Regions from separate parts of the Homo sapiens genome. Here region 1 is linked to region 2. Evidence: chromatin loops called from intact Hi-C (ENCODE). Cell type or tissue: B cell. All regions are shown on one strand. Links, peaks and the distances in the headings refer to the core of each region. The heading gives the core; the rest is flanking DNA.

Region 1 (5,380 bases), core at 181-5,180, 180 kb after region 2:
TAAGAAGGGCCTGCATTTGGGAGAATTCCTGAAGCATTTGGGGAAGGGGTTGCAGGGTTAGACCCCTGTCTTCACCCAGAGCCTACAGCATTGAGGTGGATGTTATGACCCAGGGTTCACTTTCCCAAGCTGCATCGTCCACCCAGGTAGAAAGCATAGTTTTGTCAAGTACATTGTTAGAAGGTGACTCTTTCTTCTTTCCCTCCTAACTTCATCATGGACTGCTACTCCAGTATGGCTTGTGTTTGGGAATGTTCCTCCTAAACACCTTTGGTAGAGAGATAATTAACAATGTTTAAGCATGTACTATGTGTTGACAGTGGTGGACATTTGCTTGCTGTGCTTTATGCATATCCTATCATGCTGCCTTCCCCTGCTTTGGCAAGGGAAATAAAATGCAAACCACACCTGCTGACACTCAGTCAGGTACCTGAAGCCATTGGGTCTCTGAAGTGGAGGGACCAGGAGAGTGAGTGGAAGGGAGACTCCATGGTTGTCTTCTGGCAGCTTCATTAGAGGGCTAGTAGAATCTTTCAGCAGCCAGAACACAGCCAATTTTCTACTCTGAAAATCTGGTCATCCAAGATCTGGTCAGCCCAAGTGAACAATGTGATCAGATTCTATGTGTACTGATGACCAGTTATATTTCAGTGTACTCTGGATCCTCACATTCAGCCTCATGAATATTTAGCCTTTCTAGGGAAAGGCATCCCATTCTTGAAGATCCATCAATGCCCCTTTATGTGGAGGGCAGAAAGAGGATATCCATGAAGAGAAAAGAACCTCATCATGTTCCACTGCCCTGGGAATAGAAAGGAGAGAAGAGAGAGGGGAAGGTGGGAGAGAGAGGAGAGAGGAGAGTAGACTTCCCCTCCCAATTTGGAGAGCACATAGTGATCCACCCACAGGCATGAGCATGATCAATTCTGGATTGATGAAGAAGGTGGATGCCTTTTTGGCTTCTATATTTTTGGCTACTATCATAACCTTCAGGAGGCCAGACTGCATAGCCAATGTACAGATTTCCAGAAGGAGGAGGGGAATAGGAGTATTAAAGAATTCAGGGAAATTAGGCCAAAATGGCATCTCCCAGCCCCCCACAAGGGATAGGCCAGCCTTCAAGGACCTACAGGGGCTCAGCACTTTCAAGTTGGACCTAAGTAGATTCTTGGGATTTTGTGTCCCATAGGCATCCTTCAATTGACAGGCCCAAGACTACTTCAATAGGGGAGGAGGTCTTTTCACAAAGGGAAAGCAGAATGCAGTGACTGAAAGGAAGGGGTAGGAACCTGGACAGGCAATGCCAACTGATGTCCACACCAAGGTCTCAAGAGGATGTCACATGCAGAGGAATCAATCAAAGGATAATTTCCAGAACTGTGCTGAAAAGACAAGCTCCAAGCTGGGTCATTCTGAGAATTTCATCAGAGCAAGACAAGGCAGTCTAGTTATGGACTTATCCTTCCAGAAACTGGGGACAGGCAAGAACCAAGTGAGAAACAGACCCCAGCCAGCGGTTAGGATTTGCATATGGGTTAGGACCCACGGAAGGGAGAGAAATCTGGGAAAAGAGGGGTGTGGTTTAGGCATCAAGGAGATACTACATATAAAACATCTGGCATAGTTCCAGATGGTACATGATGCATGCATAACAAATGTTCTCTCTCTGCCGAGGGTATCCAGGAGGGAATGCCTATCTGAAGGGCTGAGGAATGGGGCAGCAGACAGAAGTCCAGGCTGAACTAGAGAGGTCCTGGCCTGTTGTCCTCAAATTGAGGGCAGGAGAGTTGCAGAGCAGGCTGTGGGTATCTGGGTGTATATTCACAACAGCTAGGCTAGGTAAGGGCAAGGGATGGCAAGCAGCTCTTAATATTTTTAGTAGGGAGTAGGATGAGTAAACATAGGAAGGACTCAAGGAAACAACCACTTTGCATGACTCAGATGCAAAAAAAGACATTAAGACAGAAGATAGAAGGTGAGATGTTGGCAGTGCTAGCAGTCCTCAGCAAAATGCTGCCTAAACTGTGTCCACAGCTGTGTTTCTCAAACTTTACTGTGCACGTGAATCACCTGGGAATCATATTGGGATGCAGATTCTGAATTGGTAGTTTTAAGGTGAGGACTAACCAGCTCCCAAGTGATGCTGATGCTGCCAGTCCAGGGACTAAAGTGAGTGGTAAGGCTTTTTATGGCTGTGGGCCAAAGGCTCTGGTCAAGAGCATATAGAAAACTCAGATTAAACAAAGTCTAGGGCATGAACAGAGGTACTGAAATTTAGTGTTTCAGAACCTACTAGACCACAGGAACTACTTTTTTCCTGGAGGACCTGTTATTATCTCATAGAAGCCTGTGCAGGAAAAGCTTCCTTAAGAGACCCTAAACTATAAAACCCTGCTCCCACTGAAGGAGTGCAGCACCACCCCCAAAACCCTCTGGAAGAGGCCAACCTTCAGGTGCACTGGAGCTGGGGCTTTCCCCTCTCTTCATCAGGGCTAGTAGAGAAAAAGAGGGCCACAGAGAGGTGCCTATCATACGAGTATGATCTCCCCCTCACTTCACTTCTAGATAAAAACATCTTACGCTGGAGTAAAGGAGAAGTACCTGAGTGAATACTGCTTTTCTGGTACCTACATTCTCTCCCTCCTTCTGCAAGGCTATCATTTCACAGCTGATTCCTGGGAGCACATCCATTTCATTGGCAAGGTAATTTGGGGGCCTGTTGGGCTGGGGGGAGGTTGGGGTTCGGTGGTAGTGACTGAAGCAGTTTGGGGCTTGAAAAAGGGGGGAGTCAGCATGGTGTAGCTTTGGCTTGATGTCCTGTTCTGCCATTCTGCTTCAAACCCTGGCATTCTGTGTCAAGCCCTCCTGGGTCTGTTGGCCCACTGTGAGCATCCTCGCTAAGGACAGCTACTTGCATTTTCAGTTGCACCTTCCCACATAACAGTGACTAATTCCTTACAAAACAAAACACAAAACGAGATATATTAAAGTAACAGCATTTCAGCAGCTACAGTGACTCTGTGTGCTGACTTCAGCAGCCCTCTGAAAGGCCCCTTCCATAAGCTGGGAAAGTATGATCATGGTTTCATCATCCTTGTTGGTTATTACTTCAAGGTTGACCAATCTGAAAGCTCTGTGTGAAGAAGGGGACTGAGTGGCTGTGAATGATGAGACCGTTGTTTAGAAGCCAGGCTTAGCCTGAGTCCGGAAGAAGCAACCTCAATGCTGTGCTTTACCATAGCACCACCTGCAGGTATCCAGGAATAGAGAACCCAGCTGAGCGACTCATGCTTGACCAAAAATACCCAGAGCAGTGTGTCTCTACCTTTTTAAGCCCATGCTCACTAGTGGGGAAAACATTTTACCCCCTGTATTAAATATGGTGATTTCAAGCAAAACAAAGCATTGAGACAGAGGGCTGTAGCAGGCCTGAGGATAACAGTGTCCTTACACTCTTGTCAGTGCTGATCTTGCTAATTCAAACTTAAATCTTTTCCTTGTTATAATATTCCAGACTTCCTTTAATTCCAGCAGTTTATTTTGTTTGAAAGATTATACCTATGTCAAATTTAGGACTGACACACGAGGTAGTCATGATGTATGTGTGTGTATATACTTTTTTTTTAAGAGACATGGTCTCACGCTGTCACCCAGGCTGGAGTGCAGTGGTATGATCACAGCTCACTGAAGCCTCAAACTCCTGGGATTAAATGATCCTCCCCACCCAGGCTCCCAAATAGCTGAGACTACAGACATGTTCCACCGTGCCCAGCTAATTTTATTTTTTAGAGAGACAGGGTCTCACTATGTTGCCCAGGCTAGTCTCAAACTCCTGGCCTCAAGTGATCCTCCCTCCTTGGCCTCCCAAAGTGCTGAGATTACAGGCATGAGCCACTGTGCCCAGCCAGTGATTTATATTGTTTGAACTCTTCCAATGCATGATCCAATAATTCTAAGCCCTAGGTGATAACTCTTCTAACTCCTCCAACCACAAACAGACTTTCCCCACTGTTTGCAGATCCAGGGCAGCGACGCCGGCTGGACTTTGGGCTACATGCTGAACCTGACCAACATGATCCCAGCTGAGCAACCATTGTCCACACCTCTCTCCCACTCCACCTATGTCTTCCTCATGGTTCTATTCTCCCTGGTCCTTTTCACAGTGGCCATCATAGGCTTGCTTATCTTTCACAAGCCTTCATATTTCTGGAAAGATATGGTATAGCAAAAGCAGCTGAAATATGCTGGCTGGAGTGAGGAAAAAAATCGTCCAGGGAGCATTTTCCTCCATCGCAGTGTTCAAGGCCATCCTTCCCTGTCTGCCAGGGCCAGTCTTGACGAGTGTGAAGCTTCCTTGGCTTTTACTGAAGCCTTTCTTTTGGAGGTATTCAATATCCTTTGCCTCAAGGACTTCGGCAGATACTGTCTCTTTCATGAGTTTTTCCCAGCTACACCTTTCTCCTTTGTACTTTGTGCTTGTATAGGTTTTAAAGACCTGACACCTTTCATAATCTTTGCTTTATAAAAGAACAATATTGACTTTGTCTAGAAGAACTGAGAGTCTTGAGTCCTGTGATAGGAGGCTGAGCTGGCTGAAAGAAGAATCTCAGGAACTGGTTCAGTTGTACTCTTTAAGAACCCCTTTCTCTCTCCTGTTTGCCATCCATTAAGAAAGCCATATGATGCCTTTGGAGAAGGCAGACACACATTCCATTCCCAGCCTGCTCTGTGGGTAGGAGAATTTTCTACAGTAGGCAAATATGTGCTAAAGCCAAAGAGTTTTATAAGGAAATATATGTGCTCATGCAGTCAATACAGTTCTCAATCCCACCCAAAGCAGGTATGTCAATAAATCACATATTCCTAGGTGATACCCAAATGCTACAGAGTGGAACACTCAGACCTGAGATTTGCAAAAAGCAGATGTAAATATATGCATTCAAACATCAGGGCTTACTATGAGGTAGGTGGTATATACATGTCACAAATAAAAATACAGTTACAACTCAGGGTCACAAAAAATGCATCTTCCAATGCATATTTTTATTATGGTAAAATATACATAAATATAATTCACCATTTTAACATTTAATTCATATTAAATACGTACAAATCAGTGACATTTAGTACATTCACAGTGTTGTGCCACCATCACCACTATTTAGTTCCAGAACATTTGCATCATCAATACATTGTCTAGAGACAAGACTATCCTGGGTAGGCAGAAACCATAGATCTTTTGTGTTTACAGCTATGGAAACCAACTGTACCATAAAGATAGTTCACTGAGTTTTAAAGCCAAGCCACATCTTATTTTTCCAAGGTTTAATTTAGTGAGAGGGCAGCATTAGTGTGGAGTGGCATGCTTTTGCCCTATCGT
Region 2 (5,380 bases), core at 90-5,089:
GGTGTTTTCCCCCTTCCACCCTCGCAAGCCAATCCCATTAGTGAGAAGGGTGATGATCTCTTATCCTGCATATATATCCCCAATTATTTCATTTGTCTTCAGATGTGGTTTCCAGGCCCTCTGTCTTTTACGTGGCTCCTGGGGATTCTGACTTTTATTCAATGCTCTTTCCACAACCCACAACAGTGAGAAGCATGTTCACTTCAACTTCATAGTAGTGACAGTGTAGGGAGAGAAAGGACACCTACCTTTAAGACTGTGAAGTTATAGTAAGAGGCAGCATTGAGGGCTGAATCCAAGGTACAGCTACTAGCCAGGTTCTTGAAAAAACGAGTGCAAGTTGTACTTTTACTCTCTAGGAAACCTTAAACACAAATAATTAAGAGAGTGGTAAATGAGAAAGCCTGTTTTAAATTGAATGAAAAGGTTGGTACTTTTGCTCTGGATTCACCTGCAGGATTGCTTTCAGCACAGAGTCCCCCAGCTCCAACTCCTGCAGGTTGTCTCAGCAAGCTTATTACAGACCACTTGGGGAAGTAAGTAAGAATGGGGTCCCCAGCCTGAATAAAATATAAAAGAAACTTTGTTCACAGTGAGACTGGACTAAACTACAACAGAAAAGAAAGAGTAGAAACAAGGTTAACTCAAGGGCATGATTACGTGGACAGTACTGCCCTCCAAAGAGCTGACAATGGTTTAGCTAGCTGCAGGGTAGTGCTGCAAAGTTACCTTGTCAGCTGTCTGCTGTGAGAGTAAAAACTAAACCAAACAATCCCATCCCCTTCCCCAGGCTCACCCTGTAAAAAGATGGTGGTGATTGAGTTTGGAATGTTGAAGTGAATGATTCGCCTCCAAACTCTGCAGCCAGGGCCTGGAAGTTGGTTGCATTGACCTTTTGAAGCTTCTGGAAATAGTTTAAGTTTGCTAAAATGTTTTTTAAAAGAAAAAGCGTTTAGATAAAAGAAAAACATGCCAAGTAACTAATTTTAAAAAATATTTTTATTGAAGCATAATATACAGGGTGCAAATCTTAAGTGTAAACTCAAAGAATTTTTACAAATTTATATACTTGTATTACCACTATCCAGATCAAGTTACAGAATATTTCCCCAGAAGGCTCCCAATCAATACTCCATCTCCAGAAATAACAATTCTGATTTCCATCACTTCTTATTCACAATCTATTAACTGAATTATTGTTTTAATATGCAGATCTGAGATAAGAATATGGTCATGAATGCCAGTCAGTTTCAAGTCATTGATGGTCAAGAATGTGTATGATCAGCAATTTGTAATGAAAATAGGAAGCTCAGCCAGGCATGGTGGCTCAGGCCTATAATCCCAGCACTTTGGGAGGCCGAGGCAGGTGGATCACCTGAGGTCAGGAGTTCGAGACCAGCCTGGCCAACATACTGAAACCCCATCTCTACTAAAAATACAAAAAATTAGCCGGACATGGTGGCAGGCGCCTGTAATCCCAGCTACTCAGGAGGCTAAGGCAGAAGAATTGCTTGAACCTGGGAGGCAGAGGTTGCAGTGAGCCGAGGTCGCACCACTGCACTCCAGCCTGGGCAACAAGAGCGAAACTCTGTCAAAAAAAAGAAAAAAAAAAAAAAAAAAAAAGAAAAAAAAAGAAAATAGGAAGCTCGATAATGCTCATGTCTGCCCCATACCAGATGAGTCTCTAACAGAATCGCACTATTTCCATAGGAACATGGGACAATTAGAGACAATTATGATAATTATTTGATCTGTCCTTTCCAAATCTTCCTGTTTCCTCTACACTTCAACTGACAAGTCCTAACAACAACTGACGAGTCCTAACAATGTTGCCATCTCTCAAGTTTAGAGATTTGTTGCATTTTATTCCTTAAGCCTTATAATTCCTCCATTCAAGATTTTAGATACTTCAAAAGGGTATTTTCTGGAAGAATTCTCTAATTTCTATGATAGCAATGTATAAATCTACCGAAACTCTTGCAGTCATCTCTTTATGGCACTTCAGAACCAGTAGAGAGATGTAGGAAAAGGGCTGTGATGCTGTCCCCTGCCCAGAAGATGGCAGGTGATTGACAACACTCTGTCTGCTTTACTACTCCAAGTCTGCTAAATTGAAAAAAGAACATAGGGAAACATGCCCCTTGCCAGTTTCATTCTTCATATAAGTAATGGTCATTTGTACAGAGTAAAAGAGGTTACAATACCTGCATCATTGAAAGCAAATGAGGATTCCACGTTAAATGAACCTGACCTTTACCCTCTGTGATAATGGATAACATCTTAATTACCTGACTTTTCAGCTTGCTGAAAAGTCAGCATGAATGGGGCTCTCAATTCTGGGGCCTTTCAGACTACTCACTCTCCACACATCTCCTAGATCCTTCTTATTCAAAGTGGGGTACACACATTAGTAGCTCCAGCATCACCTGAGAGCTTCTCAGAAATGTAGACTCTCAGGCCACTCCGCAGACCTCAGTCAACATCTTCATGTTAACAAGATCTCCAGGTAATGTGTATGCATATTAGAATTTGAAAAGCATTGCTCTGAAACAGGTGATGTTGATGCTGCTGTTCTGTGGGCCACTTTCCACCTCTGATCTGAAATCTTCAAACCCTAACGCTTCCAAGAGCTATTTAAACATTTCCTTCGGAACTCATACCCTGAAAACCACATGGAGGAGATATTTACCTCATGTAAAATGCAGTTATTTGTATCTTTACACATGAAATAAAAGTTAAAGTTAAGCTAAGAAAGAAGGTGAACTGAGATGGCAAAATATCTATCTGGCTATTTTTTCATGGCTTAAATGAATAAGAGAAAGTTTACATTTTGTCTCTCACTTCAGTGCAAAGATATTGGCGGTAGTGATGGTAAACATAGGCTAAGTAGAATTTTTGCCTAAAATTTCTACCATCACAGATGATATATTACACCTAAAAGAGCTTAAAGGTATTTAGATTTCTATTACAATTTCAGATGTCAAAGGAAGCCTACAGACCATCTGACCTAATCCCATGAGGAAATTTGGATCCTCAGAGGTAAAAGGGTAGCAAAAAGCCAGAGGGCCAGCTTGCAGAGCCAAGAGTAGATTGCAGATCTCCTATTCCTGGTGTTTTTTCCCCACTCCATCATGCTGTACAGACTTTGACTAAAAACGTAATTTACTGATGATCATTATCGTAGATACATATTTTTTTGAATTTTATTTTATTTTGAGATAGGATCTCACTCTGTTGCCCAGGCTGCAGTATAGTAGCATGATCACTGCATGCCTCGAACTCCTGGGCTCAAGCAATCCTACCTCAGCCTCCCAAGTAGCTGGCACTACAGGCATGCACCACCACACCCAGCTAATTTTCCTATTTTTTGTAAAGACTGGGTCTTGCTATGTTGCCAGGATTGTTCTCGAACTCCTGGGCTCATGCAATCCTCCTGCCCTGACCTCCCAAAGTGCTGGATTACAGGTATGAGCCACCATGCCTGGCTGTACCAATAGATACTAAGCACCATGGGGAAACAAAGATATGGTCCATCCTTTCATGGTGTTGACAATTTACCTGGAAAGACATGATGTTTACATAAACTAATAACAATATAATAAATCCTATAGGTTCTAAGACGGTGACTCAAACAATAAATGCTTTAGAACTTCTGAGGATGGGCTTACTTCCAAAAGATGAGCAAGAAAACACTCGTGGAAAATATAGGTATTTCAAAATGCAAAGAGAAAAAGGAACTATAGAGTCAGAAAGAAAAGCAAATACAAACTTGGGAAAAATACAGGGCATATCTTGAGGACAACGAGTAGATGAGTTCAGCCAAAGCAGAGGGTCAAGTACAGAGTAATGCTAAAAGAGCCAGGAACACTAAGTTGGATCAAATAGGAGATCTGACAGGCTGGCTAAGAAGCTGGATGTTATTTTATGGATAGTGGGAAGTAATGGAGGTTTCTCAGTAAGGAAGCAACATAATGCAATGTTATGGAAAGATTTATCTAGTGAAATGATTCTCCACAACTGTGTATACTGTGTGTAGATGCTATGTGTGTATATGTGAGGAAGGTAGGTAAATAATCAGAACCAAAGGGAAATTTTTGCCTTTTTCATACTAAACATGAATGTACACCCCACCCTCGTTCAGGAAAAAGTTCATTGATGTAATGAACCATAACTACTATTGGAAGTGGCCATATTCCTCCCTCAGGTGTTTAAAGAAAGTTCAGATCCACTGATCCCGAAGGAGTGTGCAGGATGGTGTCGGGGGCAGGAGTGGGGATCAAAAGCAGGGAGCACCAGGTAGGTGCCATTGCAATAACCCTGGAGCATGATCATAAGGCTGGATTTAAAAGGCAGTAAAATGTTTGGAAAAGAAGAGACAACTTTCTTTTTTTGAGACAGACTCTCGTTCTGTTACCCAGGTTGGAGTGCAGTGGTGCAATCTCAGCCTCCCAGGCTCACATGATTCTCCTGCCTCAGCCTCCCAACTAGCTGAGATTACAGGTGCCCACTACCATGCCTGGATAATTTTTTGTTTTTTTAGTAGAGACAGGGTTTCACCATGTTGGTTAGGCTGGTCTCAAACTCCTGACCTCAAGTGATCTGCCCACCTCAGCCTCCCAAGTGCTAAGATTACAGGAGTGAGCCACCGCGTCAGGCCACAACCTTATCTGAAAATGAAGTATTCATCTTGTTCCCTTTACCCTATTACCATCTAAATAACCACAAGGCTTCTGATAACTGCTTTGAAATTCAAGTCCCCCAAAACCAAAAACTGGTTGTTTTCTGAGACAAATATAGTTTTGCAATTCTTATTAACAGTCAGATGAAATCAGGATGAGGTGACTTCCAGGATGCAAGAGACATTTAAATCCATTTTGTGCAGGAACATTATTTTGCTTCATAGACATTTTAAAAAGATAGATTAGCTTCATATCTTTAGAAATGTTATAGCCATCACCAGCAAATTTCTAAGTCCACTAACCATCCCCAATAATAATAACCTCTAATCTTTATTGTACTCTACAGTTGTAGAGCGCTTTCATATACAAAGCCAATGATATTATTTCTCACTTTACAGTTGAAGAAACGAGCCTGGAAATGCTAAGGGATTTGCCCAAGTCTGTATAGCTGGTAAGGAAATGGCAGGACTGAGATCCTAATCTAATGCTCCTCCTACACTGTTGCCTCATGAAATGAAAATAAGGTTGGCATAGACTCATTTGTCAAAGATGTTCATTCAAACATTATTTGGTGCTTACTATGTGTTAGGCACTGGGGATTCAGTTAGTACCCTCATGGAGATTGTAGTAAGTGGGGAATATAGTCTATCTGTGATTATCTGAGTTAAGAGGAATGATTAAAATGATTGAAATTAAAGTTC

Evidence for each region. Hi-C counts contacts between places; a loop is a spot of excess contacts. Peaks named below come from ENCODE experiments on the same cell type or tissue, not always from the same donor. Only the 100,000 strongest peaks of a DNase experiment are listed, where the experiment ranks them.
Region 1: it touches region 2 in a loop (8-fold over the local background); 56 of 110 quality-filtered maps call a loop at or near these places.

Annotation. Positions count from the first base shown.
Region 1 is chr10:95,862,159-95,867,538 of GRCh38, forward strand. It overlaps ENTPD1 (ectonucleoside triphosphate diphosphohydrolase 1), which reads left to right. Exons shown (of 10, transcript NM_001776.6): 9 at 2,566-2,703; 10 at 4,019-5,380. The coding sequence ends at 4,225. All of the region lies in intron 3 of ENTPD1-AS1 (ENTPD1 antisense RNA 1), which reads right to left. Among named protein-coding and RNA genes, the nearest start is that of CC2D2B, 43 kb to the right of the region's middle. RefSeq lists an enhancer at 3,086-3,315 and a silencer at 3,134-3,428. In B cell, for the core only: CTCF peaks have their summits at 3,234 (motif pointing left) and 3,439; a DNase peak (open chromatin) is centred at 3,243; H3K27ac peaks cover 3,302 bases.
Region 2 is chr10:95,686,796-95,692,175 of GRCh38, forward strand. TCTN3 (tectonic family member 3) reads right to left here. Exons shown (of 14, transcript NM_015631.6): 4 at 797-924; 5 at 452-560; 6 at 249-364. Among named protein-coding and RNA genes, the nearest start is that of TCTN3, 4.4 kb to the right of the region's middle. In B cell, for the core only: a CTCF peak has its summit at 2,041 (motif pointing right); a DNase peak (open chromatin) is centred at 2,074; H3K27ac peaks cover 42 bases.